2 separate regions of the Mus musculus genome follow, and region 2 is linked to region 1. The links are chromatin loops, found by intact Hi-C in ENCODE. Cell type or tissue: heart. All regions are shown on one strand. Each heading gives the region's core, and the rest is flanking DNA. Links, peaks and the distances in the headings are about the cores only. Region 1 overlaps Ssh1 (slingshot protein phosphatase 1). Region 2 overlaps Dao (D-amino acid oxidase).

Evidence for each region. A loop is a pair of places that touch in the nucleus more often than their neighbours do. Peaks named below come from ENCODE experiments on the same cell type or tissue, not always from the same donor. Only the 100,000 strongest peaks of a DNase experiment are listed, where the experiment ranks them.
Region 2: a loop joins it to region 1, with 2.6 times the contacts of the local background. A loop is called at or near these places in 3 of 42 quality-filtered maps.

What each region holds. Positions count from the first base shown.
Region 1 is chr5:113,948,711-113,964,600 of GRCm38, forward strand. Ssh1 (slingshot protein phosphatase 1) reads right to left here. Exons shown (of 15, transcript NM_198109.5): 6 at 12,640-12,708; 7 at 11,890-11,955; 8 at 10,004-10,198; 9 at 8,674-8,767; 10 at 7,008-7,136; 11 at 4,543-4,589; 12 at 3,169-3,315; 13 at 1,676-1,876. Among named protein-coding and RNA genes, the nearest start is that of Gm52826, 19 kb to the right of the region's middle. In heart, for the core only: CTCF peaks have their summits at 5,977 (motif pointing left) and 7,980 (motif pointing right); DNase peaks (open chromatin) are centred at 5,851, 6,801, 7,114 and 7,991; H3K4me3 peaks cover 359 bases; H3K27ac peaks cover 3,858 bases.
Region 2 is chr5:114,020,865-114,036,754 of GRCm38, forward strand. It overlaps Dao (D-amino acid oxidase), which reads left to right. Exons shown (of 11, transcript NM_010018.3): 9 at 60-177; 10 at 2,964-3,062; 11 at 3,911-4,811. The coding sequence ends at 4,042. Svop (SV2 related protein) reads right to left here. Exons shown (of 16, transcript NM_026805.1): 12 at 14,289-14,396; 13 at 11,845-11,956; 14 at 10,697-10,778; 15 at 9,233-9,322; 16 at 6,049-7,600. The coding sequence ends at 7,394. Among named protein-coding and RNA genes, the nearest start is that of Dao, 25 kb to the left of the region's middle. In heart, for the core only: no CTCF peak of the experiment used is centred there; no DNase peak of the experiment used is centred there; H3K4me3 peaks cover 582 bases; H3K27me3 peaks cover 504 bases.

The DNA.
Region 1 (15,890 bases), core at 4,444-12,443:
TCTGAAACAGTGTAACAGCCTCTGCAAAAATGGTTACAGGGCTTCTCCCAGCCTGTTCACTCCTGTAGGAGCACCCTTGCTTCCCCAAACTTGCCCAAGGAGCTGAAGGACTCCGCCTCTGGATTCCTTCCAACTCTACTTAGAAATAATCCAGGAGGCTGCTTGTACAGACTGGACACGGAGCTGGGAGAAACTGAGTCCTCGGATACTGGTACCTGCCTCAGCAGCGTGGGACCTCCAGGGAAACCCTTACAGCCCTGACAGGGGTCCCTGCAACAAGTGCTTTCTCTTGTGACAGTCAACACATGTGGGTGTCAACCTCTCTCCTGGCACACCTGAATTCACTGTGTGACAAGAGACAAATTAACCTGTCAGCGGTGCCTCCCTCTGCTCACTCGAAATACAAGAAGCTCACCAGGCAGTGGTGGCACACGCCTTTAATCCCAGCACTTTGGAGGCAGAGGCAGGAGGATCTCTGAGTTGGAGGCCAGCCTGGTCTACAGAGTGAGTTCCAGGACAGCCAGGGCTACATGGAGAAACCCTGTCTCCAAAACAAAACAAAACACGCCCCCCCCCAAAAAAACAAACCAACCTAAGCAGCTGAATTTTACTTTTCTGTGGGGAGCAGATTTATCAGCTGCATGTGTGAATGTATGGGAAGTCAGCCTGCACAGGACCTGTACTGATTGCTTGTGCATCCTTAGAGAGCCAGGCCAGTTTTTAAATTGAGGTAAGGGTGTCACCTGGACCACTTCTATCTACACAGCCTGGCAGGACAGGTCCCAGTACTGCGGCCCTGCCATCTCTGTAACTGTTCAGAATATACACTACTCACCAGTCTCTAATTGTCCGCCACCGTAGTCTCCGGAACTGTTCATGGTACAGAAGGAACACCATCCACCACTCTCTCTCTGTCCTTTCCCTGGCCTCTGGGAAGATCGCATTCTCCATCTCTAGGGACCTCATGCAAGCATGGGGACCACACAGTTTTTCCCGAGAGCCCCTAAGTTTGCTCGGAATATACTGCACGTCAGAATTGCCCTTTGATGGGGTAAGGAGATGGGACCTTGCTATATGGCAGGGCCAGCCTTGAACTTCCGAGTCCGGCAATTTCCTAGCTTTAGCTCCCTAAGCAGCCTCGCCCACAATCAGGAGCTCCTTCATCCAACTGCCTCTCTTTGTTTGTTGATCCATTCATCCACCAATAGACTGGTGGGTGTCTTCTGCCTTTGGGCTACTGTGAATAACCCCACCATTGACACAAACAACCTGGGACCCTGTCATTTCTAGTCTTCTGGGTGCACCCTTAACTTAGAAGATGGAACTGGGCTTCTGGGAGACTGCGGGGCTCATTTGTGGTGAATCAGACCAGTGGCCTCTTCAGCCTCGAGTTTGGCATAAAGCAGGTACTTAGGAAATGGAGACACTCAAGCCCACACCACATACCGGGACATGCCTTGGATGAGCAGTTAAGTACTGTCCCTCGCCCAGAGAGACAAGCTTTCTACATGTGCCAACAAAATCAAAACGGATCGCTCCTGGAAACCGCTAATCAGAGCCCAAACAATAGTTGTTTTTTACAAGCCAGCTCCCGGGAGGCTGGCTGCCAGTTGTGGGAGCTCCTGCCAGGCCTGGCCCGCGTCGTCTGCCAGCCTGTGTCTAGGTGCTCTCTCACCTTGCATCCAGGATGCCTTCGTACTCAGACAGCTGCCTCATAAAGCCTGCGTTGGGCCGAGTGATACTACGTTTCTGCTTCACGTAGTTATACGCTTTCTCCAGGGGCCAGCCGAACTCCTTCATGGCGTAGGCAATGACTGTGGACGCAGATCGGCTGACGCCCATCTTGCAATGGACCAGGCACTTGGAATGATTCCTTCTGTGGGGATTGAGAGTAAGGATTAATAGTCCCACCCCCCTGTTACCTCACGGCTCCAACCCTTCTCTGTCTTAGGTCTAACACACCTTCTACAGGAAATATCTTTGCCATGAGATCTACTAGCACACAATGGGAGAACAGATGAATCTGCATGGCCTGGCCCAGCTTTCCAATGCGTGCTGCAGGAAACCCAGAATCTCCTCTGTTGCCACCGGGATAGGTGAGGCTACCTACAGTGGCCTCCTGGGCAGCTCCTGGACAGTTAATGGGAGTTCTACAAAAGCCACTGAGCTTTGACAGCAGATGGAGGCCCTGAATGAGCTATTGTCGGGAACCAGGGCCAGCCAGAGAGACGAAAACGCTGCGCCCTGGGGAGAGAGAGCGAGCCTGGAGGCATGAGAGCAATCTGGCCAAGAGAGATCAGAGCCAGGGGGAAGATGGAGCCGATCTGCCACTTTTAAGAAGGCTGTGCTGGCCCAGGCGCAGCTGATTTACGAGATACACAAGGAACAGTGACCCTCTCCTTGCTGGGAAGGTGAAGGCATGCCAGGCTGGCAGAGGCTGCAGCCGGGAAGCTAGGGTGGGGCCTGGCAAGCTCCTGTTTCCTATACCAGGTTTACAATTCCAGCCCCCGCTCCCCTACCCCCTACTTCGCAGCTCTAAACTCACAGGCAAGGAGTCTGTGCTCTGGAAAAGCAAGAAAAAGTAGGGTTTGGTAAGGATACACCTTGTAGCTTTGACTGGGAGGTTTCTAAGTAAGAAGGTTTTTCTCCACAGCGCGGGAGTGGGAGTTGGGGAAAGGGGGTGGGCAGAGTCTTTGCTTTGAACGCCAATACAACAGCTGCTCCAAAGGAGAGTAAGGAGGGGCCCCAGGGCTGCCCTGTTCTACCCCATGGAACTACCCCAGGAGAGGATACAGCCTGCATTCCTTGGGGGAACTGTCCAAGAGCCCTAAGACCAGCATATACCGGCCCTTTCCTGGAGAGAGCGCCCCATTGGCTTTTGGGTATTGAAGCCTGGCTGGTGTCTGCACTGATGCTGAACACTGGATTCAATGTCACACTCAAGGGCAGGTGGAAGAGAACGTGAGGGCGCCCTATGGAGAGGGCTGATTGCTACTTGCCCACTTTAGTGCCTGGTGTTCTGTAGCTAAAACAAAGGTCCACCAGACAGTCCTACCTCCCCTAAGATCCTGTCTGCCCACTTCCACTGCGAGGTTAGCTTCCTTATCTGGCCCGCCACTCATTCCTGCCGCTGCCGTCCCTCCCAAGGCCGCCTTCCCACACACTTACTTCGCTTTGTTTATGAAATGATAAGCTTCATTCCAGTGGGCAAGAAGGTCTGTGGTCTCCTCATCGTACACGCGGATGTTATGGTACGCAAACAAGCCGGGGAAAAAATTGTCTATTTCTCTAGTGACATTTAAAATGTAGTCAACTCTGAAAAAGAAGCAAAGGGCCCAGAGAGCCAGCCAGAATGAGGAACAGGGAAAACAAAGTAACAAAAACCTGCGGACAGAAAGTCAAAGGATGTGCAGACCACAAGGCATGGCTTTGGGAGAGAGGTTTGTTTGTTTTTTTATTTTTGCTTAGTGGTCATTTTTGCAGGAGTTTTATTCATAGGACAAGAATGTCTTACTCGAAAATAACCCATGTCATATCAAAACCCCCTTACTTATTAATACATTCAAGACCAGCTTGGGTTATAGAGCAAGATACTGTCTTAAAAACCAAACCTCTGCTCTTAAAAGAGTTAAAAGGCAGACTGTGCCTTCTGTAACTCTTGTCCTATTTGAGAGCATCTGCTAACCCAGACTCCACAGCCTCCACCCTTAACCAGTACACTCATTTCCTGAAAACCAAAACAATTTTGGTAACTGGAAAGGGTCTCAAATAGCTTTCACCCTAAGTAACAACATCTCAAGAGAGTTCCCTGAATCATGCATTTATTCCCAGTAAGACGAAAGCGTGAGGTCTGACCGCACGCTGGCCAGGCACTCTGCTGGGGGGGTGGGGGGTGGTGGTGGATACCTCTGACCGGAAGTTCTAAGGATATACTTTTAAGCTCTGTTTAGTCTCAGTTTTCAACTGCAGTTGGTTCAAGAAGGCCAGCTTATCAGACCACAGAACGGTGGTTTTGTGACAGCTTCCTTGAAGGGCTTAGCTCAAAGGTTCACTCCTGCTACTGAGCACTTCTCAGAGACAGGCAAGTTCCTGCCCAGCGATGACTGTTCGGTCACGAGAAGATTCCCACCAAGAACCAAAGGATTACCAGGGGTGGCTCAGTTCTCAGAGTTGCTGACTCGATACAAGGCCAACAGGGGTGTGTGTGTGTGTGTGTGTCCATGCAATGGTTTGTTACAGTAACTCTCCAACAATGGTTTTCGGCAATTCTTCTGGGGAGTGGGGCTGTGGGAAGGAGCTCAGAGCCTGCCTAGGGCCAGGCTGTCCTACATTCCCCGGTGTGACTCAGCTGCTCCAAGACCCCCACAATCACCTAAGACTCCAGGAAGGATCTACAAATCATGGGTTACTGTGTGTAGTACTCTGAAGCACATGAGCCCCTCCAGCCACTGCAGAGACCGGACAGAGGCCATGAGGCGGGCAGGCCAAGGCAGTGGCTACCTACGCTGCCTGGAGAGATGGGGAAGACGGGAGCAGACTTACCCTGAGCCCTGCAGCTCCTCCAGATTGGATGCATTCCACTCGGAGCCCTGGGGGACAGATCATACAAAGCTCTGTGAGTGTTCACACTCCAGTCTCAGAGCTGCTTTCGGCACAGATGGGGGACGTGACAGTGGGGCCTCAGCCTCAGAGCAGAAGGAAGGATGGAAAAGAACCAGGAGAGGGAGAGGAAGGAGTCTAAGCAGGTTCCTGAGGCCCTTGGGCATCACTGAGGGTGACAGAGAGGAAACAGAGCCTTGTTGATCCCCCAACTTCAGAGACGTTTGCGTCATGTCCCCCAGTCTTCTTATTCTGCCATGGGCATAGCCCACTGTGTCGTCCTCACCATTAGATACAGAAGGAACCCTGGGTCCCTTTCCTGGTAGGTATTTGATACTTTAAAAGTTCCCAGAGAAACCCTGTCTCAAAAAATAAATAAATAAAAATAAAAATAAAAAGTTCCCACCCTCTGACGCGGTAATTATGAATTTCAAACAGTGCTCCCAGGAACTAGTAACACAAATGACCACAGATCCCAATGATGGGCACTTCAAAATAAACCATCCCACTACACAGGAGGCAGAGGCAAGAAGATTGCCATGAGTAAAATAATCATCACGGTGGTGCAAGTAGGCGACACTCAAAGAAAAAACCAAGACAAACAAACAAACAAACAAACCAGAGAGACAAAGTCTACTTGGAACAGCACAGGCGCAGCCTCCTCTTTCTACACAGGCATCAGAGAAAGCCAGTGTGGGGCCCACGTTCCAATTCTAGCCCTATAAGAAACTGAACAACAGGGGCTGGAGAGATGGCTCAGTGGGTAAGAGCACTGACTGCTCTTCCGAAGGTCCTGAGTTCAAATCCCAACAACCACATAGCGGCTTACAACCATCTGGTGCCCTCTTCTGGTGCATCTGAAGACAGCTACAGTGTACTTATGTATAATAATAAAAGAAGAAAAAAAAAACTGAACAACAAACTAACAGCAAAATGCTGTGGGTGACAACCTCCCTGTGGGAGCTGGAAATATTTTTTTTCTCCTTTAAAATGATTTGTTTCTAAGTCTGTAGCTGTCTGACTGGATACATGGATACACTGTATCATTAAAAACGTCTCTATTTCTAGTCAAGGAGCACCGAATAGAAACACAAACAGCAACCAGGGATGCTCTTGAAAATGCAGCCACCTCAGTCCTGGCAAGGCCATCCCTGTCTCCATATCTCCGTCTCCTTGCCTGCCAACTTCCTCTCCCGAGCTTCCCAGGTCATCTGGGGCTCAGGGTTTGATCATCAAGCAACGTGAGCTGGATTTTCACATCTCAGGGGCAGCCTCGTGCATAAAATTCCTTTACTATCACTCATGGAAAGACTTCACAAGCGCCACAAAGGCTGTGAGTCCTTTGGCTGTGACCGCCACCTAGTGGACAGAGTGGAGGAGGCGGCTTTTCACTGTTCTCAGGGAGGCCAGCCAGCACACACATACCCTCTCTGCCTTTTCAAGTTATTCAAACCCAGACTCTCACATCTCAGTGGATATAGCCTGAGACCTGTACATGCAGGGAGAGTCACATAAAAACAAGAACATAAAAATCTATACATTCAATGCTCAGGAGGCAGAGGCAGAGGATCACAAACTCTAGGCTAGCCTGAGCTACAGAGTGAGCTTGTCTCAAAACCTACTTAAAGCACACACACACACGTGTGTGTGTATGTATACATATGTATGTATGTATGTATGTATGTATACACAAACATCTATTTATGAAGACTGAAGTTTCCCCTCAGTGGCTAACGCCATCGTCCTTCAATTCCCGTAAGGAGACACTTTCTCTTCTAGCCAGTTATGGCCCACAACCAGGCCTACAGAACCTGCGCTTGCAGGCTCCAGAATGCACTTCACTTAGTCATCCTAACCGCTCTATGAAGGAAGAGACAAGTTGACTCAGTAGAGTGGGAGGGCACAGGGCAGGAAGTTGGCCTTGATGTTTTGTTTTTGTTTTTGTTTTTTTTTTCCCTTTCTTCCTTTTTGTTTTTTCCAGACAGGGTTTCTCTGTGTAGCCCTGGCTGGCCTGGAACTCACTGGCCTTGAACTCAGAGATCCACCTGCCTCTGCCTTCCAAGTATGGGGATTAAAGGCATTCGCCACCACTGCCCTGCTTTGGCTGGGTCTTTCCATTCAACTTCATGATCTCCTAGCTAATTTTAGCAACCTGCTTGCCTCTGAAGATTGGCCAGTTGCCTTCTACGGATATTTACGGTCTGGAGACACCAAGCACAGGAGACGTGGGGGGAGGGGAAGAGTGCATCCTTCAGTGGGCTCAGAGAGGAACAAGTAAGCTACCTTTGTTTCTGGTAGGTGCTAAGGCACAGCCTCATCTGGGTTGTACGTGTCTCTGAGCATGGTCCCCAATCCAAGTCCCAAAATTAGGCCCCCAAACCCGGTCCCACTAGAGCTAGGCTTCTTACAAGATAAAGATGGTCAAAGATGAGGGAGGGCTTGTCCATCTGGCCCAGGATGAGCAGCATCTCGTTATCGATGAATTCCTTGAACTCCTTCAGGTTGCAGTTCATTTGCTTCTCCAGCTCATTTCGGATCTGTGGGCGGGACAGACAGGAGTGATGTGGGGTGGAGCCTATCAGAAGTGATCTGCTCCAACAGGAGCCCACTTCAGCACAGGCATGAAGCCACAGGGGGAACTGTGTGACTGGTTTACAAAAGAGTGTGAGTTTGTCCTCATTTTCTTTGGCCCAGGGTGATGCGTTTAGACACGGGTAGCACATCTGTGTGGGTTTCCGGAGTTCAGTCACTCCACCTCCAACTTAACCCAGCAGGAGGAAGTCCGTTGTCCTCAACAAAGAAATCTGTTTTTTCCTAAGGTTTTTTTTTTTTTTTTTCTATCGAGTTTAAAACACAGGTTTACAATTAAGCACCAAATATACTGCAGTGAGAAGGTAAAGTCGCTCCCCTGTAGGAGAAGGCACCACAGCGTGATTTTTAAAAAAGTACTAACCAGTGAAAGACCTGGAAGATTTAAGGCTGAGGTAGGAATTTGAGTTTGAGGTCAGCCTGGGGGGCCACAAGGTGAGTTCCAGGTCAGTATGAACTATAGAGGAAGACCCCGACTCAAAAATACCCCACACTAACAAACAACAAATAAATGGGCATTTCTCATGTTGCCACATTCCCAGCCCCAGTTAAGTATATAAATAAATAAATATAAACCAAAAACTATATATTTTTAAGATTTTTGTTTTATAAGGCAGGGTCTCACAATGGTAGCCCTGGCTAGCCTGGAACTCAATATGTAGATAACAATGTCCTTGAAGTCAGAGAACTTCTGTCCTGGTCCTAGGATTAAAGGTGTGTGTGCCCCAATGCCTGGCTTCTAGATTCGGTTGAGTGTATGCAGTGCACCATGTGCCTGCAATGCCCGCAGGGGCCAGAAGAGGGCGCCAGATCTCCTGGAGAGGGTTTTAGCAGTGAGCTACCATGAAGGCACCGGGTATGGATCTCAGGTGATCTGAAGGAGCAGCCAGTACTCCTAACCTAGGGGCCATCTCTCCAGCTCCCACAACATCTTTTACTATATTTATTATTATTATTATTATTATTATTGACAAAGGAAAAACTGACCAAGGAGAAATTGAAAAGGCATAGGGAAAAGCCTGAGGTTTACATCCCCTGTCCAGCACAAGGCCGAGGGGACACACAAATGCAGCGAGGGGACACACAAATGCAGTAGAGGACGCAGAAGACTTGAGGTTCCTTGGAGGAACCCAAGGACCTTCTACAGCTGTCCCCAGGGCTCAGGGAGGGCAGTCGAGCTGCCTATGGTCTTTTGCAATCAGACTAAAGCCAAACTCTAAGCCTGGGCCCTCCACAGACTTGGTACCACGGCAGAGCAAAGTGTGGGGGAGCCTCCAGGGTGCACAATAAATGCACACATAAAAAACCCAAGAGATCGTGAGCCTGCCTCTGTGGTGAAGACAAACTCACGTGTGTGTGTGTGTGTGTGTGTGTGTGTGTGTGTGTGTGTGCCTCCTATGGGCTGAGGGTTGGGGAAGCAGGGAGGGAGGGGAAGGGGAAGGGAAGGGTTAGGGGGCGAGGTAGGCGAGGGGGAGGGTGTCTTACTTCCTTAGAAGTCACATTTTCAAGGTCCTGGCTCATCATGATGCTCCGGAGTTTGGCTTTAATGAGGCGCTCAGTTCTTTCGCCCTCGGTTGGCCTAGGAGGAAAAGGTATAGGAAGCCGCTATACATTTAAACATCTATACTATATATGTATGTGTGTGTGTGTGTGTGTGTATATATATATATATATATATAGAGAGAGAGAGAGAGAGAGAGAGAGGAGCCCCCCCCCACGACCCCTCACGTCCTCACGGGTCTGACAGTGGCTTGCCCAGGTACAGGGTATTGTGGGTGTGTGTTCAGTGTGAGCAGACAGAGAAGACCCATCTACAGCCCCACAGGAGGAGTCAGTGGGTAGGGGACTCGCTCTCCGCATAGACCACCTATGGTAACTGCCAACAAACAGCACGGGCTGTCAGTCTCCATCTGACACTTCTACCTGGGGCCATCGCTGCATCCTCATCAAGTCCTCCCATGAAATCAAAGTCTGTGCACTCTGCATGTCTATATGCCAGTCCTGCTAATCAATTAACTCCCGGGACCATGGAGTGAAGACCTGGACAGTCAGTCCACTCCCCCTGCTGACTTCAAATGCCTCAATCGGCCACCATCCTTCCATCTCTTCTCATGGCCTCTTGGTTGTGTCTGGTCATCTGAGCAACTCTTAAAACCAGTATCGCGTTGCAGCAGACACCTCACTCTGAGGGAATGGAAGAGTGTGGCCTCAGGTCACTCTCAGTGCTGTGAAGGCAGACACAGCCCTCTGGATCCAGATACCCATGACGGCAGACTCTGCATCCACAATTCTAAGTAAACTTAGGATTGGCAACCTAAAGGGACAAGGCTTAGGCAGAGCATAAATGGGAGCAGGGTGGCATGTTCCTGTGGTGAGCGTATGAAGTGGGGAACTGCTCCCCACAAATGCACACATGGAGTGTATTGTGCATGCGCGTGCGGGCACACACACACACACACACACACACACACCCCTTTTAGAGCAGTGGTTCTCAACCTGTGGGTCACGACCCCTGTAGGAGGGTGACGTCAAAAGACCCTTTCACTGGGGATGCCTAAGACCATTGGAAAACTCAAATATTCACAACAGTAGCAAAGTTACAGTTATGAAATAAATTCATGGCTGGGGGTCACCACAATGTGAGGAACTGTATTGAAGGGTCACAGCATTAGAAAGGTTGAGAAACTCTGGCCCACAGGCACAGGTTCAGGTTAAACCTGTTCTGGAAGGGGGTTCTCAGTCAAGGGGCTGTGAGGGAAGCCAGACCCTGAGAGGGAGCAGTGTTGATCAGTGTGGGAGGAGCCTCAGCACCTACTTGTCCACAAACAGCGCGGGGGAGTCGGGCCGCGTGGACTCCAGGTCCTGCATGGCATTCCACTCATTGATGCAGCTCTGCTCCGAGCTGATGCAGCTCTCATAGTAGGTGGCCCAGATGAGCGCCACTCCTCCTGGGAAGTAGTTATGCCTCCGGGCCACTTCGCAGGCCTTGTGAAGCACTTGCAGGGCAGACCTGGGAGGCAGGAAGGAGAGAGGAACTCAGGATGGGACCTGTCCACAGGGGGGGGGGGGGGAGGGAGCGCAAGAGGGCGCAAGGCGGCTTGGGTTCTGTAGCGGTGGAAAGGCAATTCAGAAATGGCTCCCTCTTGGAGGCTCTGCTAGCGAGGTGTGTGAGGGACACACAGTAGCTAGAAACAACTGTCAACTCCCAGAGGCTGTATCAATTAAGCTCGCAGGCAGACAGGATATCCCTCACCGTTTCCAAAGGAATAAACAGTCGCCAGCAGCAGACCCCATCCCATAGCCCCTAACTCTCCCAAGCTGGTTGGGTCACATTCCAGCAACCAACTCTAAAGCCTTCAGGTCTGTAGGCAGGGCTGTACTGCAGGCGTCTAATGGCAGGAAAGGTCTTTAAGGAACAGCAGGGGCTCCTGAGTGCACTGCTGACCTGCGCCTCAGTGTGTAACATCTTGGGGGAGGGGAGGAGGGGGCTTTACAATATGTAAGCTTTATTTAGTTAGCCACTTTTATTTCTTTTGACAAAACAACAACAACAACAAAAAAAACAACTCAAAGCTGAGAATTTCTCAGGGAATGGGCTGCTGAGGGATGCAAAGGCACAGGCAAAAGGGTCCCCCTGTCGTCGTGTCCCTCCCCCCCCCCCGCCCCAAAGGGAGGTGAGAGCTCCTAGGATGTCCATGTCCCTCAGACACAGCAAAACAGCCCAACTGTCCTTAATTCTATCTGTCCCACCATCCTGGCAGGATGAGGAAATAAACTTGAGCCAAGTGTTTATTAAATTCAGTTTTGGTTCCTAAGAATTTAAAAAAAAAAAAAAAAGAAAGAAAGAAAAGAAAAGTGGATAAAACCAACCACGGCTGCCACAAACGATAATAATTAATAATGATAGTAACAACTTGGCCACAGCGATTATCCACTGGGGGCATCACCTGCGGGTCAGAACGCAGACTTCCTCAGCCCCGCCCACCTCAAATGGCCCTGATGAGCCCAGCCTAGAGTAGCAGAGAAGAGGAGCCCAGCACTAGCCAGGTAGCCTGTGAGTGAGCGAGCTCTCCCCTCCCTGGACAAGAGCAGTTGTTTGGAAACACGCTCATCTTAGCTGGAAGTTTTTCTTCCTTTATCCCAGCTCTTCTGTTTAGCCCGAGGGAGTGAACAGCTTTGAACACTTCAGTGTGACACTGGGTCTACAAACACGCTGAGCTATACCTACAGTGTATAGTGTGAGTGTGTGGCCCCAGGCTGGACACACCCATGAGAGAGCTGTAAGAGGAGGCTGGTCCAGGAAGCTGCGGCAGTGCCAAGTTCAGCCACCATAGAGGGTCATGCAACCTTCCCTGGGATCCTGGCCCTTCAGCTGGTGTGCTGTGGCCTGACCACCAAGAGAATAGCAGCCCAGCTTGCTTGCTTGCTTGCTTTCTCTTTTTTTCTTTCTTGTTTTTTTTGTTTTTGTTTTTGTTTTTTTTCCGAGACAGGGTTTCTCTGTGTAGCCCTGGCTGTCCTGGAACTCACTTTGTAGACCAGGCTGGCCTCGAACTCAGAAATCCACCTGCCTCTGCCTCCCAAGTGCTGGGATTAAAGGGTGCACCACCACCGCCTGGCTACAACTGGCTTTTCTATTCATTCTGTCGAGTAGAGAATACCTCTAATGAGTTCAAAGCTCCCCCCGCCCCCAAACACACTCACCACATGGCCTGGACAGACACTGGCTTGAATATGTGCATCCTGCCCGCTGTGCTCACACTGAACCCGCTGAGGATGGAAAACAGGCGATGAAGTGAGAGCTGAAGCTTCAGTCAAGTCACTCGGACTCTGGATTCAGTCCCTCCCCAGACTTGGGACCAGCAGGTTTTCTGCTGTCCAACAAGGGCAACCTGGAGTTTTGCTGTCTGCCAGGTGCATCCTTAGTACCCCAAAAGTGAATTACCCATAGTGCCCCCCTCATCTGTGCACTCTGGGCCACAGCCCCGGAAGAGTCTTGAGTACTCAATAAAGCAAGTAGATCCCATAGGGACAGACGTGTGTGTGTGTGTGTGTGTGTGTGTGTGTGTGACACCCCTGCAGTGACACTCCCTGAAGAATACCCAGAACGGGCCTGACCACACAGGGACACACCACTGAAGTGATCAGTCTGCCACACAAGATTATTCAAAGGTCTGGACTCTATTGGTGCTTTGGGGTACAGGGAAATGGTAAGTATATAAAACATTTGTTTTATGTGTATGCCTGCACAACTGTGTACCAAGTGTGTGCCTGTCGCACACAGAGGCCAACAGAGGGTGTAGGGTCTCCTGGAACTGCAGACAGGAGGTTGTGAGCTGCCATGTGGGTGCAAGGAACCAAACCCACAACTTCTGCAAGAGCAGCTAGTGCTCTGAGCGCCCACGCCATCTCTCCAGCCCCCCCAGAAAAGAATTTTTCAAAGTGTGTCCATACCCGTCCCCATCGAGGTGAATCTTGGTGTCGCTCCAGAGTCGAAGAACCATTCCGATCGTGCAGCTTTTGCTAAGTGGGAAAGAGAAGATGTCCGAGTTCGTGTCTGCCCCTGTGCAGGCAGGCTTCCCTCTGTCTCTTCACCACCTGCTGGCCTGGCATCAGCTGTGGGAGCTATGGTGGGGAAGGGCTCCCATCCTGTCTGGGCACTGTCCCACTCACGGCTGGATTCTAGAGGACACAGGCCTGGGGTGGCCGTTACTCCACAACTACAGAAGCTCTTGGGGTACCGAGGACCAGCAGCTGATCTCAGTGCCCCTCCCCCCACCGCAGTGGGGTGACCTGGTAGAGTGTCACACCCAACTGCAGACAAGTAATCAATGACAGCCCATACCAGGCTTTTGTCCTGGGTAACAGGAGATGGGAGGACCCCAAAGCTCCACTGCTCACTCAGACTCCTGTCTGTCTGTCTGTCTGTCTGTCTGGTCTCCCTTTTGTACTGCTGCCACTTCACAAACTAGTTCAATCCGGTTCTGTCTTGCCCACCCTAACGGTGAGCTGATACATTGGCGCCACTGTAACAGAGCCTTATCAGAGGGTCCCTCAGATGGTGAGGAAACTCTTGTGGCATTTAAGAACTGGCTCTTGAGAAACCGAGGTGATAGTGCCCGAGCAACACCACAGCCCTCAGGAATTTCTATCTTTGCCTTGAGGGTTACAGGCTCTGGGCGCAGGGGTAGTTGTGTGGGAGGGAAGGTAGGAGGGAGGGTAGGAGGGTGGAGGGGGTTTAATGTTATTCCCTCCTGTGCCCGGGTGACTCCCACTCCAGAGATAGTGTCTACCTCGTGCTATCCTGCCTTTCAGTATGCGAGGGAAAGGAAGTTTTAAGGTGGTAGTTTTCAACCTGTGGGTCGGGACCTCAAAGACCATTGGAAAACACCCGATATTTATGTTATGGTTCATTAACAGTAGCAAAAATCACAGTTACAAAGTAGCAATGAAAATCATTTTCTGGTTGGGGGTCACCACAACAGGAGGTGCTACATATATGGATGGGTTGTAGCATTAGGAAGGCTGTGAACCACTGGTTTAAGGCTTCTAGGTTAAACTAGAATAAGCCTCTGGGCTGGCAAATTCCCTGCTTTCGCTCTTGCTGGTCTATGCAGCATCTGCGACTAGCTCTACTCTCTCGATGGAGATGTGTGCTGAGCCTCACAGAGCTGGCCTCTTTTAGACACAGCAATAGGGAAGAAGCTGGTGACTAGGACACTAGTGAACTGATGTCTCTGAAGGACTAGGGTCTGGTACACTCGTTTATGACCATGACAAAGAATAATTTCATGAATTCACGACCACCTCCATGGCTGTCATTACCATGTAATGACATTCCCGTAGAACTCATAATGAAGTTAGACAGTGAAGAAGGCGGGCCGGGGGGGGGGGGGGGGGAGGGAATAACAAACAGGAAGTGGGGTTAGGAAAACTGCATCTTCACGGGTGACAAATGATGCTGAAGGGGCAGGGTGGGAGCAACTGTGGGGGAGGGGAGCAGGCTGTAAGTCCCTGTGGCCAAGAACAAAGAAGCTAGCTGAACCTGAGCCGGCCTGGAGGTGCAAGCATGCGTAGAACCCGCTTTGGTAGAGCTTTACACATTTGATAAAAAAAAAAAAAAACTGATGGGCAGAGGGTGGTACACACACTCCCGGTGTTCAAAGCATACCTGAACCAAAGCAAGAGCTAACTTCAGATCAGTCCCAAGGCCTAAGGAGAAGTCTGGAGTCACCATAGCTTCAACAGACTTTCTACATGGTCCCTGTATGTTCCCTCTCTGGGAACTCATAAGAATATTTGGGGGGGGGTTGTCAACATGTACTAAAGCCCCTAAAGCCCAAAAATCTCATGGTCAAAATTTAGGAAAACAGACAGAGTCTCCCTATGTTGCTGGGGAGTCCCAGGTAGAATATGAGTCTGGTGCTCAAGGGTCGTGAAGGCCAGTTCTGTCCTGAGCCACCCCTCCCCGATGAGATGCCCCCTTGGAGAACATGCATCCCAGTTGCCTCCATGCCCATGGCAGAAAAGGAAGTCAGTTACTCGCCGATCTCTCAATCTCCTATTTTTCTTAAATTTTACTTTAATTGCTTACTTATATGTACAGATGTTTTGTCTGCACACCAGCAGGGGGCATCGGATCCCACGGGACTATGGTTATAGGCCATTGGGAGCAGCCATGCGCTGGGAATTGAACTCGGGGCCTCTGGACAAGCAGCCATTGCTCTAACCTACAACTGCCCTGGGGTTGGCCCAGCAGCCAGGCTGTGGCTCTAGCACAGGGTCTCAATAGGGAGACACTGGCCTGAGTGTAGAACTCGCAGCAGAGTGGAGACGACCACAGGGACAGAGGGACCCAGGAGAAACAAAGCCAGGAGGCTGAGGGGTGGGGAGGAAGAGCAGGACATATCAAAGTGGGCGGGAACGAGGGTGCAAGCCCATAAGAGTTCAGCTAGATGCATGAACCTGGGTGCAAATGAACATGAGTAATGACCTTCTATGGCCTTGGACTGCACCAACAGGTCACATCTCTTGTACTGTACTCCTGTCACATGAGTGGGCCAACAAGTGCACACAGGATAAGCCCCAGAATGAGTGAATAAGCAAAGGTCACGCAGGAGAACTGCAAACACCAGGAGAGAGACACGGGATGTTCTCCAGCACTGTTGCCTCCGGTCCCAAGAAGCCACTCTTGGACTCCACCCTTGTGCCACAGAACAGAGCATCACAGTGACAGCCAGGTATCAGTAGTAAGAACTCCACCCGGGAGGACCAGGACACTGGCCCCTGGGATTCTAGACATTTCTCCCTCCCCTGGCTGCATACGATCCTGGGAGATGCTGGAGTCTACTGGAGCCAACACTGACTGTAAGGGGACTCCATAACACTGCCCAGGACAAACTGAGTGCCAGACCTGTGCTCTGCTCTGCAACACAACAGCGATGATCAGAGAGACCTGACTCCTATGAAGCTCCTACAGCGAGCGTCAAAAGGAGGGTACAGGGGGCTGGAGAGATGGCTCAGCGGTTAAGAGCACTAACTTCTCTTCCAGAGGTCCTGAGTTCAATTCCCAGCAATCCACATGGTGGCTGTGACCATCTGTCATGGGATCCGATGCCCTCTTATGGTGTGTCTGAAATCTTTAAAAAAAAAAAGAGGGTACGAGCTACAGGAGACAGTCCCCCTACGCACACACCCTGTTCAGG
Region 2 (15,890 bases), core at 3,200-11,199, 71 kb after region 1:
GGAGAGACACCTCTGTCTGGAGGATTTCATTTTCCTAAGCCCTCTTTATTTTTATATAGTTCCAAGACAGTTACGCTCGGGGGTATATTCCAGCTGGGGAACTGGAGCGGGTTAAACAGCGTCCGTGACCACAATACCATTTGGAAGAGCTGCTGTAAACTGGAGCCCACCCTGAAGGTGGGGAAGGGGGGGTGCCCTCAGCCAGGGCAGTTTGGTCCTGATGGGAAGATACCTCCATAGAGATAAGTGGGCCAGTTAACCCCAGAGAGAGACTGGTATGTGGTACACAGTACATATACTGGGGTATACAGTAAACAGTACACAGATCAGGTGTCTTAGGGTTTTACTGCTGTGAAGAGACATCATGACCAAGGCAAGTCTTATAAAGGACAACATTTAATTAGGCCTGGCTTACACTTTCAGAGGTTCAGTCCATTATCATCAAGGTGGAAGCATGGCAGCATCCAGGCAGGCATGGTGCAGGAGGAGCTGAGAGTTCTTCATCTTCATCTGAAGGATGCTCGCCGAAGACTGGCATCCAGGCAGCTAGGTTGAGGGTCTTAAAGCCCACACCCACAGTGACATACCTATTCCAACAGGGTCACACCTACTCCAACAGAGCCACACCTCCTCCAACAGGGCCACATCCACTCCAACAGGGCCACACCCACTCCAACAAGGCCACACCTCCTCCAACAAGGCCACACCTACTCCAACAAGGCCATACATCCTAATGGTGTCACTCCCTGGCCCAAGCATACACAAACCATCACACTGGGTTATACAGTACACAGACTGGGGTACATAGTGTATGGTACACAATACACTGCAGCCCGTGAGAGTGCTTGGAAAGTCCTTGCTGTGCACTAATGCCACTCTCACTGGTCCTTCTGAGAGTGCCCCTCATAGGGTGGCTCTCAGTCCTCACAGAGAGCAGGTGTTCTTGCACGTGAGTCTGCATTTTCACATCTGCCTGATCTCAGTGACAAGAGCAGTGGGAAATGGTGTTGTGGTTGGTGGTGACCAAGTGCAGGGCTGGTGATGGTAACATGGTAACACCAGGACAGTGACTGGTGGTGGAGGCTGTCATTTCCATAGATGAACTAGCATATGGTGGCAGACAGTAAAGGATATGGCCCAGGTAGGTAAGACGCGCTGTGCAGCAGTTAGCTGGGTTTGGATCCCAGAAATCATGTAAAGACAGATACAGCAACCCACGTCTGTAATCCCCATGCACCTATGGGGTTGTGGAAGGTGGAGACCACGACTCGTCAGGCTTGCACTCCAGCCAGCCCAGCACACACAGTAGTGAGTAGAGCTTGTTTCAAACAAGGCAGAAGGTGAGGACTGATACCTAAGATTGTCCTCTGACCTTCATGTGCACACTGTAGCATGCACACACCTGCACAGGCACACTCATGCACGTATATACTTGCACACATATACACTTATACACACTCACACAAACCCACACATACACTCACACACAGTACACATACATATGCACTTATACATACACTTATATGAGCACATATACACACATACTAACATACAATACACATACATATTCTTATACACACACTCACACAAACCCACACATATACACTAACATACAATACACATACACATATACTTGTATACACACTCATGCACATATACACTTATACATACACTCATACAAACCCACACATACACACACACTAACACACATAACACACATTCATACACATTAACACACACTCACACAATACACATACATATACACTAACATACACTCACTCAACACATACATATGTGGGGCATTGGGCTATGCACAGATGGCCTGGTTCCAGTCGAGGCTAGATCTTGAACCCCTGGAGAACCTGATGGGTGGTAATTCTCACCGACATGGGACAGCAGGTGTTCAACCATGTCTCCTGGAACCTTGGCTCCTGTCAAAGTTACCGCCCCCTCAGTCTCCATAGGAGAAGCGTGGCTAACAGTCACATAGATGATGTCCCAAGCTTTTGACCTTCAGGCTAAACTCTTCTCCAGTTACCTAGCAACAGTAAAGATAACAGCCTACCATATGAGGGCCTGCTTGACCCCATCTCGCTCTCTTACTCTCTTTATTCTCTCCTCTCTCTCTTCTCTCCCTCTCTTCCTCTCTCTCCCACTTACTCTCTAGCCTTTCTTCTCTCTCTCCCTTTCCTCCTTCTCTCCTCTTGGCCATGGCCAATCTCTCTCTCTCTCTCTCTTACCTTCTCTCCTTTCTCCCTGCCTTTCTATAATAAAGCTCTAAAACCATAGACTGTCTCTGTTCATCAAGGCCTGCTGCGCTTACTCTTGCCTGTGTGGGAACCTCTCTTCCTCAGCCCTCTCTTTCAAAACCCCGGGGCTACAGGGTGTCTCTCCAGGGCCCCTGGTATCGGGAGCTGCCCCTTGTCCACCACCCCTTGTTGAGTGGGGTCAGTGGCTTAGGTGCCCACCTGGGGCCGAGTAGAAAGCGTCTGGCAGCCCTCTTGCATCCACCTGCCCAGAGCATAGAAGGAACTCTGGCTAGACGTGGGTTATCCTCCCCTCCTTCCCCTACACCCCCTTTTAGTTCCCACATATATATATATATATATATACACTTATACATACACAAACTCACATGTACACACATACTAACACACAATATACATACATATACACTTATACACACATTTATACTTACATACGCATTCACACATACCGATTCATATACACATTTACATTCACCCATACAGTCAACTCACACACACACAAACACACACACATACACACTCACACACTCACATATTTACACACTCACACTGTGGGATGACTGCTAACTTGTGATTAAATACTTTGGTGACTAGTACAGGAGGTAGCCATGAGATTCTAAAAGCTAACTCACAGTTGCTTAGAATGTCAGCCAGGACACAGTCTAGATAAAGGTGACACACTTTTTTTTTTCCCAGAATGCAAGAATTGTGGGTGAACTCACTGGCTTCCGGCCAGTCCGGCCTCAGGTCCGGCTAGAAAGAGAATGGCTTCATTTTGGATCTTCAAGTGCAGAGGTGTGTTGTGTCAGGGGAAGCGGTGTCCACCCTAGCTCCAGCAACAACAGCGTGGCCATTCCCCAGGAAAAGTCACATTGTGAGATCAGAGCTAGAGGTGGACACCCTCCCCTCTCCCTTTCCCCCACCTTCCTCCCCCCTTCCATAAATGGGGACACTGGAGACTTGAGATGGGAAAGGGCTGAGTAGAGAGACATGGTACTTTATGCCAGACCGCAGGGTAATACTCAACTTTTCAGGGTCTACTCTGAAGCCCTTTGGATAGGATTAGCTTTCTCAGTCCTAAGAGAAAAAAAAAAACCAAAAACCAAACAAACAAAAAAAAACCCCAGGACCTCCATTGGTGGTATTAGCAGCGTAAGCCAGACCACTGGTGAGGAGCTTTCTCCTCTTATCTCAGATAGGGGTGCATGGAAGGTATGTATGTGAATGTGTGTGCGTGTAGACAGGGGAGTGTGTAAAGATGATTGTGTGCATGTGTGGAAGGGGCTGTGTATGTCTCTACAAAGCTGAACGTGTGGAGGTGTGGCAGCGGACGGCTCTGACAGCAAGATTTTCTGGTCCTGCATTTCCTGTACTGATGGATGAAGCACCCGCACCTTTTAAGCAGAGTGTACGAGTGAAGTGACTCATCCTACACCTCATCCTACACCTACATCCTCAGACAGTGCCCTTAAGCTAGTCACAGGCCCTGCCCACCACCCCAGTAAGCCGCTGATGGAGCTCAGAACATCCCTGTTACCCAAGGCTCTATAGAAGGCCCCTGGTCTTCCTGTATAACAAAACTTTCCTGACCCCTCCCTGAGCTCCCTCCTGCACCTGGCCACCATCTCTCTTGTTTTTCCCAGGTCATCCACAACTATGGTCATGGAGGTTACGGGCTCACAATCCACTGGGGTTGTGCAATGGAGGCGGCCAACCTCTTCGGGAAAATTCTAGAGGAAAAGAAGTTGTCCAGGTTGCCTCCCTCCCACCTCTGAGGACTCTAGTGATCACCGTGTGCCCCAAGACGACACCCCCCCTTCGGCCAATGATATGTGATGCTCCTGGATGATGCTCTCTCCCCAGCCCCACCCCCAGCCACTCCCCAACCCACCCCGACCACTCCCCCAGCCCCGCCGGCCACTCCCCCAGCCCCACCCCTGGCTTCCTCTGGCAAAGGCATGAAGGGAGGAAATCTTGCTGCTCCTGCCACTCATCCACTGCTGCCTGGTCCTTCCAGTGCAGTGATTCTTGCTGGTCCTAACCAAGGCTTGGGTGAGATAGGCTGCGTGGTGCAATTCTTCTCAAGCCGTAGTGACTGTACTGAGGCTGGTGGTACCGGGTGGCAGGACCTGCGTTCAGACCTATAAGGAGTGGTCTGGATCTTTTGCTTAGAACTCTGACGAATGGTTCACAACACACTCCATGCGTATCTGTAGTGATGGGAGGAGGGGGTTAGGAGCAGGACGTTGGGGAGAGGAGGAGGAGTTGGAGGAGGAGCACTCCACTGGTCAACATTATTAAAACACTGGATATCCAAACTCTTCAGGATTGATCCTGAGACATGACTTCCCCTCATTCTCACCACCTCCAAGAACACTGTGGCCTTGAGGAGAGTTAATCTAGCTTGTATGTGTGAGAGGAGGGGAAAGGCAGGAGGGTATGGCTCAGGCCTTAGAGTAGGCTCTAAGGTGCTCTACCACTGAGTGGAACCCTGTCCTCTTGAGGTCTGAAATCAGAGAAACATATCACCTTGGACACAGTGAATATCTTCTTCCTAGCCTTTGTTAACATATTTGTCTATGTATGTGAGTGTGAGCATCCATGGTCATATGGATTGGGGACAGAGGACAACCCATAGACATCAGTTTTTTCCTTCCACTGTGTGGGATCCGGGGCTCGAACCCAGGTCATCAGGCTCAGCAGCAAGTACCTTAACCTACAGAGTCAGCTCAATGTTCTACCACCATTTTCTGAAATCCTCTTGCATGTGGAGAGAAACAGACAGCATTCCCACCAGTAAATGGAAGGTTCTGGAACACGGCTGCTTAAAATTAGGTCCCAGCCCCATTGCTGGGTTTCAGAGGTAAGGCAGTCTCTCTCTCTCTCTCTCTCTCTCTCTCTCTCTCTGTCTGTCTGTCTGTCTGTCTGTCTCCATCTTTTTTCTCCCTCTCTTTGTCTCTCTGTGCACATACGAGTGTGTGTTTCATTTTTGAGGGTGTCTCATGAGACTGTCTCCTCAAACTCAATACATTTCTGAGAATAACCTTGAACTTCAGACCCTCCTACTTCCACTTCCCAAGTACTAGGATTGCAGGTGTGTACTTAACTTTGAAAAAATAATGCTTCAAGAGTTCCTTTTTCTCTTGGGTAGAAATTATGCCCCTCTTCATGTAGCCCCTGGAGAACGCGCCCACCACACCACCCCTCAGTGTCTTTCCTACTGGATCTGGGTTGTTTGAGGATGAACACATGAAAAGAACCTGCTGGGGGAAGTGGGGGGGGAGGAAGAGGAGGGAGAAGAGGAGGAGAGGAGAAGCAGACGAGGCAAAGGGAAGACTGTTTCCTAGGAGAGCTGAACTGCCCAAGAATAACTTGAGACTCAAGAAAATGTGGCTGGGTGTGGTGGTACCCAGGGGAGGAAGATCAAGAGAATGTGGCTAGCTTGGGCTACACTGTGAAAGTCTGTCTCAAATATCAATAAAATAATGAGGAGGAAGAGGAGGAAAAGAAGGAGGAGGAGGAGGAGGAGAAAGAGAAGAAGAAGAAGAAGGAGGAGGAGGAGAAGAAGAAGAAGGAGAAGGAGAAATGTGGCTTTCAGAACAGGGTAAGGGGTGGACACCAAACTGTCCTCATGAAGAAGAGGCCACTGTATCTATATCCCATTAACAGAGTTGTCTCCTTTGAACTCAATGCTGCCCACCAGCCAGGCCATTGCACCTCCTAGAGAGGATGTTGTGTCAGAGTAATTCCTTAGATGGAACAAGTTAGTCGACTTTCAAGTAAACTGTCACTAGTGCACCGTGGCCAGTGACCAGATTTAAATCCCATAGTAATGTCCGTCACCAACGTTTTAATAAGAGATGAACAGCGCAGCGCACATTTGGCTTCCTTGCAATGTGTCCATTGAGCAGTGACCAGTTTCCTCCGGCCTTTAATGGGGCCTGGCGGTCTCCTTCCTCCCACTGCGAGTTTCCTTCCTGAATTTCAGAAGGCGGCTCATGTGTTCCGGAATCTGGGAGGATGCGTGGACAGCCCCAAGACAGACCTACCTACATCTTATCCTTCCTCCTCCTCTCTCTCTGAAAGGGAGATCCTTGTGCCAGGACAGACTCCCAGGGCCTGCCTCTGTAGGGCCAGCATTGCCCTCGACAGAAAGAAAGCAGAGGCAGACCCAGAGGGGGCAACAGGTTCCTGGTCCCAGGACTTAGTGATGCTTTGCCCTAGAGATCCCTCCTCAACCCATGCTGCCACCCACACAGGGCAAAGTCTGGAAGCCTGAGTAAACTGGGACTCGCCGTCTAGTAGGGCTGAGCGGGGAGCCCAGAAAGGCCTTAACTGCTCCAGGAGCGACTCTGGCTTCAGCCTCCCCATCGCCAGGCCTCAGTCTCCAAGTCAGGGAATGGGTTAACAACTTTCTGCGTCTGCTGCCTGGCGGGTATGTAGCTCTCCCCAGAAATATCACTGGACCCTCTGCAGCCAGAAACAGAGACTCCACAAGGGGCCAACAGGGGCTACTTGGCTCAAATTCCAAAGCACTTTCATTGGCCAGTTTCTACCCCCGCAGGTTGTGGAGAGGCATCTAGAGGGGCCCAGCCAAGGTAGCAGCAGGGGGTGGGGGTGAGGGAGTCTCAGGCTCCAGAAGAGCTGCTCCAGCCAGACACTAGCTAGCTTGCCTTAATTCCAAAGAATTCCTGAGGCCAGGGTGCAGGAGAAACATAACTGGACAAAATGGCGGGCGTCCCAGGGGTCTGGGCGGAGACTATCTATGGAGACCTTTGGGCAGTGGCTCTCCAAGGGTATGACTGGGTAGCAATGTGACATCTGCTCAGCTGGCTCTGAGCACCCTGGGACCCTCCCTCACTAGCAGCTTCCCCATGCAGATCCACGGTGATGTGCAGCCCATCCCCCACCACAGAGAACCCCCTGGAGTGAATGCTGCCCCATCTTCCTGGGGCGCATGACCCTCGATGATGAACATGGTCAAACACAGTGAAGACACAAAACCCTGTCGGTCCACATCGCCCTCTCGGGGGTGGGGGGGAAGTTCTTGATGTCGGCAGTGACCATAAGTGGCCCAGCTGGGCTCTGCCAGCTCTCTAGGCTCCAAGCTCAACTCCCAGGGGTCACTACTCCTGAGAGCCAGAGTCCGACCTGGGGACACCTGCGCTGTTTGTCCCTCGGCCAACCATCTCTTGGCCCCACTCCCGGTGGCTGGACTCCTGCAGTGCTCGGCCTTTGGTCTCTATGGGCAGAAAGCAGGAGGCCACGCCAGCCAGGAGGCAGCAGCCACTGTAGACAGCCAGGGTCAGGTACACGGAAGATTCCAGCATCACCTGCAGGGGGAAGAGGAGGGGAGATGCAGAAAGATAATAACGGCTTCTCAGAGCTGTGGGCAGCACGTATGGCACGTATGGGAGCACTCCACCCCCACCCCCAAAAGCATAGTTCCATAGTCCTCGCTCTAAGAGGCTGAAGTAGGAAGGATTGCTTGAGTTCAAGGACAGCCTGGGCTACAGAGTAAGGCCCATCTGACTTAAGATTCCCCACATCGCCAGGCATAGTGGGTGCCATCACCCCAGCGCTCAGGAGCAAGAGGATCCTAAGTCCAAGTTCTTGCTAAACACATAGTAAGAGTCTGTGTCAAAAACCCAAACCAACCCAACAAAAAAATCCAAAGTCATTGCTATGGTCTAGCCTGTGCCAAACTCCCCATCTGATGACAAAGGTCAGATTTCGGACAGGTCAGAGCTCTGTGCTCTGTCCCCGGGGGATCGGTATAGAGTGAAGACATCTAAAGAGACACATGCTGTCCTCCCTTGGGCTATCAGATTCTTTTGAGACAACAGTTCTCCAGAACTGGGAATTGGGATTGTGCCAGAAGTCTTGTGCCAGGAGGAAGAGGAGGTAGTGGGAGCCTGGTGCAGGTCAGAAGGAGCCTGTGCTCTGGGAAGAGATGACACAGAGTTCCGAGGGCTTACAGACTACCTATCAGCTGGTGCTGGTGGGAAGAGACACAGTGTGACGAGGACCACTGAGCTGTGTGAACATCTTTGCCTCTCTCTGCTTAAACCTAAATCTCACATCAGGACCCCAATGATGGACTTGGGGGAGGTCATCGGACCCCTTTATTGGTTTCTCTCCCCAGCATGGCTGTGGTGAGTGCCTGTCTGCTTTTCTTCTCTCTCCATCTTTTTAGTCGGCACACTGAGGATAGCTTGTTAGGATCCAGGCTTTGGCCCTGACAACTCGGGGGGGGGGGGGGACATTAGATGTAGAATGGACAACAATGCTGAGGATGGATGTCAGCACCCCAATTTGCTGAACCACCCAGAACGAGTAAATCTGCACAGACAGATTGCTGTTTGCTAGGGGTGGGAGCGAGCCCTAACGGATAGAGGGGCTTGGGGTGTGGTCATGAGACTGCTTTGGAGGTAGACAGAGTAGGGTGCACAGCATTGAGAGTGTGCGGATGCCGCTGAATGATCTGTTAGAACACAGCCCCTTCCGGTGCTGTTGGGAAGACCCTCGGAGACCCAGCTCCACGCCTCTGCAGTTTCTTCCCCCAGAAATGAGGTAACTCACCCAGATCATTCAGAACGGGAGACAGACACCCGTTTCGTTCTATTGCAAACTGGCGTGCGTTGCTTGTTTATGGGGGTTGATAGCTTAGCCCCCGAACTCTGCTCTCAAGTCTTCCTCTTAAGCCTCCCCAAACTAGTTGGGACCACCTGGCCATGCTACCCCACCAGTGTATGCAAATTACTCTGAGTCCTTTCTTTTCTGCTCAGGGAAGACTGAGCAACTTTGAATATTATTCCAGGCTTGTCTGAGTCCCTGCCTGTTGGCCTTGGGCCTTTTATTCTTCCGAGACACTGTTCCCTCCTGGGGTCAGTTGCTGGGAAATGCTGTCCGATCTATAGTCACAGCCGGCTGCTACCTGGATCTGTATCTGGGGCAACACTTGCCTGAGCTATGAACGGAGTAATGAGAGCGCCCACTCTCGCCATGCCGCTGCAGGTGCCCAAACCCAGCGCCCTCGTCGCCGTGGGATACACCTGGAATGTCAGGGTGTTAGTCGCAGGTCATGGGAAACTCAGGAACTCCTCACCCCTTCCCGCCCAGTACTGATGGGGTAATGCCCGTGGGCAGGATGGGAGCCAGGCAAAGGAGCTAAGAGGTTCCTCCAAGGCAGCGAGCATGAGGTTGGCTGTGGGCAGGAGCCCATTTACCTCCTCAGGTTTTGTTGCTGGGAGGTATTCCACAATGGATTTTCTTGTTAACAATGATGGGGGAGGGGTGTGTACAGAGGGCCTGCCTGTCATGGTCTGTCATAACAGAAAACAAAAAAACCTATGCGAACAGTTCAATAGCAATGGATGGATACCATGTATGATACACGACACACAGTTAATTACTGATGTATGTGTAATTGCCTAAGCATATGCTTGATACTCAATACAAAATGAATGTAGTACGAAGGGATTAGCACTTCAGCTGTGTGTGTGTATGTGTGTGTGTGTGTATTTGTTTGTTTTTCTGCTGGAGAACTTAGGGAACCTGACAATGACCTCTTTCCGGCATGTGCGACTTCAGCCACATCTTATGCTCCTTCCGCTCCTCCCGAGCTATCAGAAGCAGGGCACAGAAGGGCGCACTGCACTTCCTGGATATGCTGCTGTGAGCAACTTTGTATGCTGTGTGCATCCGTGCGTGCTTGCATGCACTTAGTGGCCAGAAGAGGGCGTCAGAGCCTCCGGAACTGGAGTTATAGGCAATCGAGAACCGCCCAAAGAGGGTGCTGGGAACCAAACTCAGTTCTGTGTGTGTTCATAACCACTGAGCAATCTCTCCAGCTCCTAGTCTGGGTTCTCAAAGGCTACACAGAAACCTATCACTCAGCTGGATCATCGCCTATTTAATTGGTTCTTCATGATCACCTATAGCCTTCCAGTTGAGGTTTAACCAGGCTCAAAAAAAGAAAAAAAAAATTGTTTTCAGTACTGGGGATCAACTCCAGGGCATTGAGCAAGAAAGGCAAACACTTCGGCTCAGCTCTCAGCTCACCAACACCTAGGAAGGCTGTCTCCAGAAAGGTAGGATGTGAGCTGCCCTGAATTCCGTTCACTTTAGCTCTATGCTCTTAGGCAGCCTCTGGAACTCTTACTCTGAGCTTAAAGCTTGTATGAGCAGGAAAAAAAAAAAAAAAGAGGGGAGGGAGATACAGGTGCCCGGACCCAAGAACCACTGAAATTCTGGGCAGACAGCATCCTCACCCCACCCCCACCTTCATTCCGTCCCCAGGCTCCACCCCTACCCCATGCCCCGCCTCCTACTCCTCACCCCACCCCATGCCCTAGGCCCCACCTCCCACGCACCACCTTCCACTCCCCACGCCCCACCCCCACCCCACTCTCAGGCACCTCTCCTACCTCAGGCGTGTAAACATAGGCTGCTTGGAAGCCTCCAGAAATAAACGCTCTGGCGATGAACAGTAAGAGGGTTAGCACATTTCTGGGGAGGAGAAAACAGCAGGAGAGAGGTAGGGGATTGTTTTGTGTCTGATTCTCTCTGCCATCCCACCTTCCCTGGAAGAACTGACACCTGAGTCTGCAGAGGTCCCCCCACCCCACCCCATCCTGGCCAGCACACCTGCACAGACACACCCCAAGCACTGCCATTGAAGATCAGCTCTTGCAGATAATTGGTCTCCATCAGGCACGCCCCCGCTGACAGACTGGAATGCCTGTGGTCCACAGCTGGGGTTGACTGAAGTCCCCAGCTGAGCCTCAGCGACAGAGCCCAGGCCTTGGGTTGTAGCAGGACAGTATTTGTCATTTTTAGACTACCCCAGATCCCCTATCCTTGGCTCTACTGCTCTTCTTGATAACCCAGAATACCAACTCTTCACAGACCAAGTTCCAGCCCCACCAGTGGCCCACTGATTCCCAGTCGGGATTGATCTGGGGCCCCTCAGGGATCACGTGTATATTCAGGGGCTCTTAGGAGTTGGAAAAGTCGAGAAATGAGTCTTCAGTATAGGGCCTGTTTGAAACAAGGTATCTTTCCATCAGACAAATCACCTTTAACACAACCTCTGTGGCCACTTTGTACTCTGGACTCCTTATATGGAACTTAAAGCTTGTATGAGGCTAAGAATGGCCCCCACAGGCTTATATATTCAAATGCTGGGTCATTAGGGAGTGGCTCTACTTGAGAAGGATTAGGAGGTGTGGCCTTGACTTCAAAAGTACAAAGCCTAGTCTTGCTTTCTCTTCCTGCTGCCAGCAGATGGAATGTAGAACGCTCAGCTCCTTCTCCAGCACCATGCCTGCCTGCCTGCCTGCCTGCCTGCCGCCATGTTTCCTGCCAGGATGATAATGGACTAAATCTCTGAAACTGTCAGCCAGCCCCAATTAAACTTTAACTCTAACCTTGAGGTTCTTAGAGACACATGGTCCCTTGCTGCCCTGGGCAGAGGCTTTGACCTTGAGCCTGACCCTCTGGCCCATCACGAGGTACCATGAGCCTAACTTAGTCCTGGTGAGGGTCTGGGGGCAGGGGTCCTCCTGACACCCACCTTCCAATGCAGATGAACAGCAGGAGGCTGCAGAGGGAGAAGATGATGAAACACAGAGCCATGGTCTTCTTGCGGCCCAGGCGGTCGATGACCCACAGAGTCACAAGGACACCTGCCAGGAGAGTAGGATGAGGTAGCCCAGCTGCTTCCTAATGACCCAACTCATGCCATCCTCTGCCCCTGAGAGTGGACCAGCCTGGAGAATCCATTAGCCCCAGGTTCTGGTCCAACTCAGCTTTCAGACATTCAGACTCTGGGCCAATGCCTGCTGCATCTCTGTGGGATTTGGTGAAGGGGACCTGGGAAGAGGCCACCCCCAGTTGCTGTGATTTACTCAGAGCAACCAGCAGACAAGTGTGTACTGTTTTAGGTCTCTAAGGGAAAGGATCATGGGTTAAAAGGCTACTGATACAGGCATTGACAGGAGCCTCAAGGATGGTGTCTGCTGCAACCAGGCAGCAGAACACCAGGGCTGAGACTCATACCTAGTTAGATCTAAGTCTTCTTGTTAATACTGAGTTGCCTTGTAACCTGGAGCTGGTCTTCTCTGAGCCTTGGTTTCTTTATCTATGTATGGTACTAGTAAAATGGTGCATCCTATTTCCATAGAGACAGCACAGCTTAGTACTTTTAATTGGTATATAATATAATATATTATTATTATATGATAATAATAATAATCATATTTTGAGAATATATTTATATATCTATTATTCGTCAAAGGGTCTTCTAAATTAAATACCATTGGCCACCTTTGATCCCAGCATTCAGGGTGTTGAGACAGGAAGATCTCTGTGATGTTGAGGCTGCCCTGGTCTACATAGTGAGTTTCAGGGTAGCCAAGACCACACAGTGAGACCTAGTCTCAAAAAGATAAAAGAAGCCAGGCAGTGGTGGTGCATGCCTTTCATCCCAGCACTCCGGAAGCAGAGTTCTGGTGGATCTCTGTGAGTTCGAGGCCAGCCTGCTGTACAGAGTGAGTTCCAGGATAACAAAGGCTACACAGAGAAACCCTGTCTCAAAAACAAACAAACAAATAAATAAAAAATGTTAGCAGAGCCCTATTTACCCACATTTAATTATTGCTTATTGGGTGTCAGGATCTATTCTAGAAAGGTGATGTGTGTTCTGAACAAAAGGAAACATAACAAGAAACAAAGAGTCTACATTTCAAAGCCGTCATGTCATGGGAAGCTAAAACCATCAAACAGGTGCTCTCCCTTCCTGATTCTACTGAGGGAGACATTTTAGAGTGGCTGTCAGTGGCACAGTTCTGAGCTCTGCCAGCAATTGGGACATTCAGTGTCTTAGGCAGATTCCTACATGGCCCTGGGACGAAGGTGTAAGTTCAAGGTGTTGTCTGTGGAGGTGACCCAGGCAAGATGGTGTATTGAGGACTCTGCCTGGCTTTGGGTGAGCAGAGAATAGTGAATGTGGAAAAATGGGAAGTGGTAGGAGGAGCCAAAGTGATGTTGGACTCCTTTCATTCCTTTTAATAGCATTGGTTCAGCACAGGATCTGAAATTGTCCTTCTCGGATGGGGAGGAAGCGGGGAATAAAGAAGGGAGGGAGGGAGGAAGCAGGGAGGAGGGAGAGGAAGGGAGGGAGGAGGCAGGGAGGAGAGAGAGGAAGGGAGGAAGGATGTTTAAGTTTGGAAGTTTGATGCCCCCCTTCCCACATATGTGGCATTTTCCAGTACATCTGGTGATTGGGGGAGGGTCCTCCGTGGCTCCGTCTCTCTACAAGACCTCAGCTGCTCCTTTGCTCTAGGCTACCCCTTCAGAATTGTTTATACAACAGCTTTCAGGAGCAAGGACATTGTCCCTCTGGAGCAATGACAGAGGACCTGGCAGCCGGTTACAAAGTCCTGTGCTGCTTCTTAAGCGCGAGGTTCCTTGGTGTCCTAGTTTTTTGGACATGGTTTGAGGGTGTGTGGCTAGGAATCACGTGCTTGGTCCTCAGTGTAGTGATGTCAAGATGGATAGTGGCTTCTTGTCGCTCCTTCCATGGGCCCTCTCTGCCATGCTACCTTCCATTAGGAGGTACTGGCCAGAGCAGAGCCAATGCTGGTTTCAGACCTGAGCACTAAGTCCACTTCTTTGTAAAGTACCTAACCTCAGGCATTTTGTTATAGTAACAGGAAAGAGTCCTGCACCGAAGGGGGGTGGGCGCCTCAACAGATCTTCTAGCTGCATCTTCCTTATCATGGATGCCTACTGCCCTTGCTACAGTGTCGAGCTGCAGTAAGGTTCTGTACACTGCCTTAGTCTTGCAACTGTGTGGCTGTTTGCTGCCACAGCCCAGGAGGTAGCCTGCATGCAGAGTCCTACCCTCCTGTCTCCACTGTTTTGTTTTGTTTTGTTTTGTTTTTTGTAATATGTAGCAAAGGGACATACTTATTTTGAATCCTGAACAGAGAGCCAGTTTCTCTGGCCTAGCCTCACCTGGGAACTCGGACAGGGTGGTCCACAGCAGGTCCATGTAATCCTCTTTGCTCAGGTACTCACAGGCCAAGCTGCATTTGGCTTCCACTGCCTTCTTCCGGCTGGAGACTAGGGTGGAGAGAGAGAGAGGGGCAGGGATGGTCGGTCACACGGTTCTGCACAGCAGTTTCCTGGCTCCTGTCCCTTCTTGCCTGTGAACGATGGGCTGGGTAGCCAACCGTAAAGAATTCCAGTCTCCAGGGTTAGGGGGTTGCGATGCTGTGAAGACAGGCTCAGGGAAGCGCCCCGAGCAGAAGACACAGCACTAGCGTGACCTCTGTGAACCTTGCTTCTGCCCACTAGTGAATTTTTATGCATTTTCTCCCATTTTGAGGTAGGCTGTGTTGGCCTAGAGAGCAGAGAGATGGACTGCCTAGTGGCCAATGGAATCCCAGGGCTGTGTTACATCAGACAGACAGACAGACAGACACACACACACACACACACACACACACACGCTAACACAGGCAGTACACACTAAGGTGACTACTGGTTTCTCCCATGTGATAATGAGCCTTCTGTATAATTAGCATCCCCAAATTGCCTGCTCCCACCACACCACGAATTGTCATCTGGGAAACCCAACCCCACAGAAAGACAACGAAGATGTCTATTAAAGCCTCTTCCAGGGAGAGTCTGACCGGGTCCTGAGATTCTTGCTCTTCCCCTCCCGGGACCTCATCTCCTGAGTAAGCCTCTCCACTAAAATATACCCATAAAACAAGGAGCCAGAAATCCACCCGTGTGGCTGTGGCGCTTCTGTCTCTTGAGAACCCACACCCACCCTGGGGGATGTGCCCATGTCCCTAATCCCCATGTCCAACACAATCATCCTGAAATACCTTACAGCACTAACAAGATCCAGGCTTCACCAGACCTCCTGGGATGCTACCCCCACCCCATCCCCGCCAGCACCCAGTCACTGGACCCCCCACTGTTTATCCCAGGAAATCTCTAGCTGGATGAAGGGAACATTTCCCTACAACTGATGCATAAAAAAAGTATTTATATGCATGCACACACATGTATAGGACACATACACGCATTCTCTCTCTCTCTCTCTCTCTCTCTCTCTCTCTCTCTCTCTCTCTCTCTCTCTCTCTCTTTCTCTCTCTGTCACACACACACTTGCATCTCTTGTATGGGGTTGCTTCCCTGCTAGGCTACACTAGAACTGCTTAACCCTCAAAGCCCCCTGGAAACTAGAAACATTTACTGTGTGGCTCTTTGACAGAAAGAGCCAGCCAACTGCCGCTGCCTTCTGACGGCGCAGTGGGGCCTCTGATTGGCTCAAATGTCCACTACCTGAGGATTGTCCCCTCTGCTCAGTCAGTTACCCCACCCCCACCCCACCCCCAACCAGATCTGCAACTGGGCATTTCTGCAGGGCTTAGCTCTGCTACTCATTAAACATCCCCAGTTAGCGCGGACAGTACTGTCTCTTCAAATTCGTATACCAGTCAGATCTTTCATGAGTGAATGATTGGATGAATTGTGCGAGATACTGAACCTGGGGCCTCATGTCTAAGTCATGCTTTACCACTGGGGTCCCTTCCCATCACC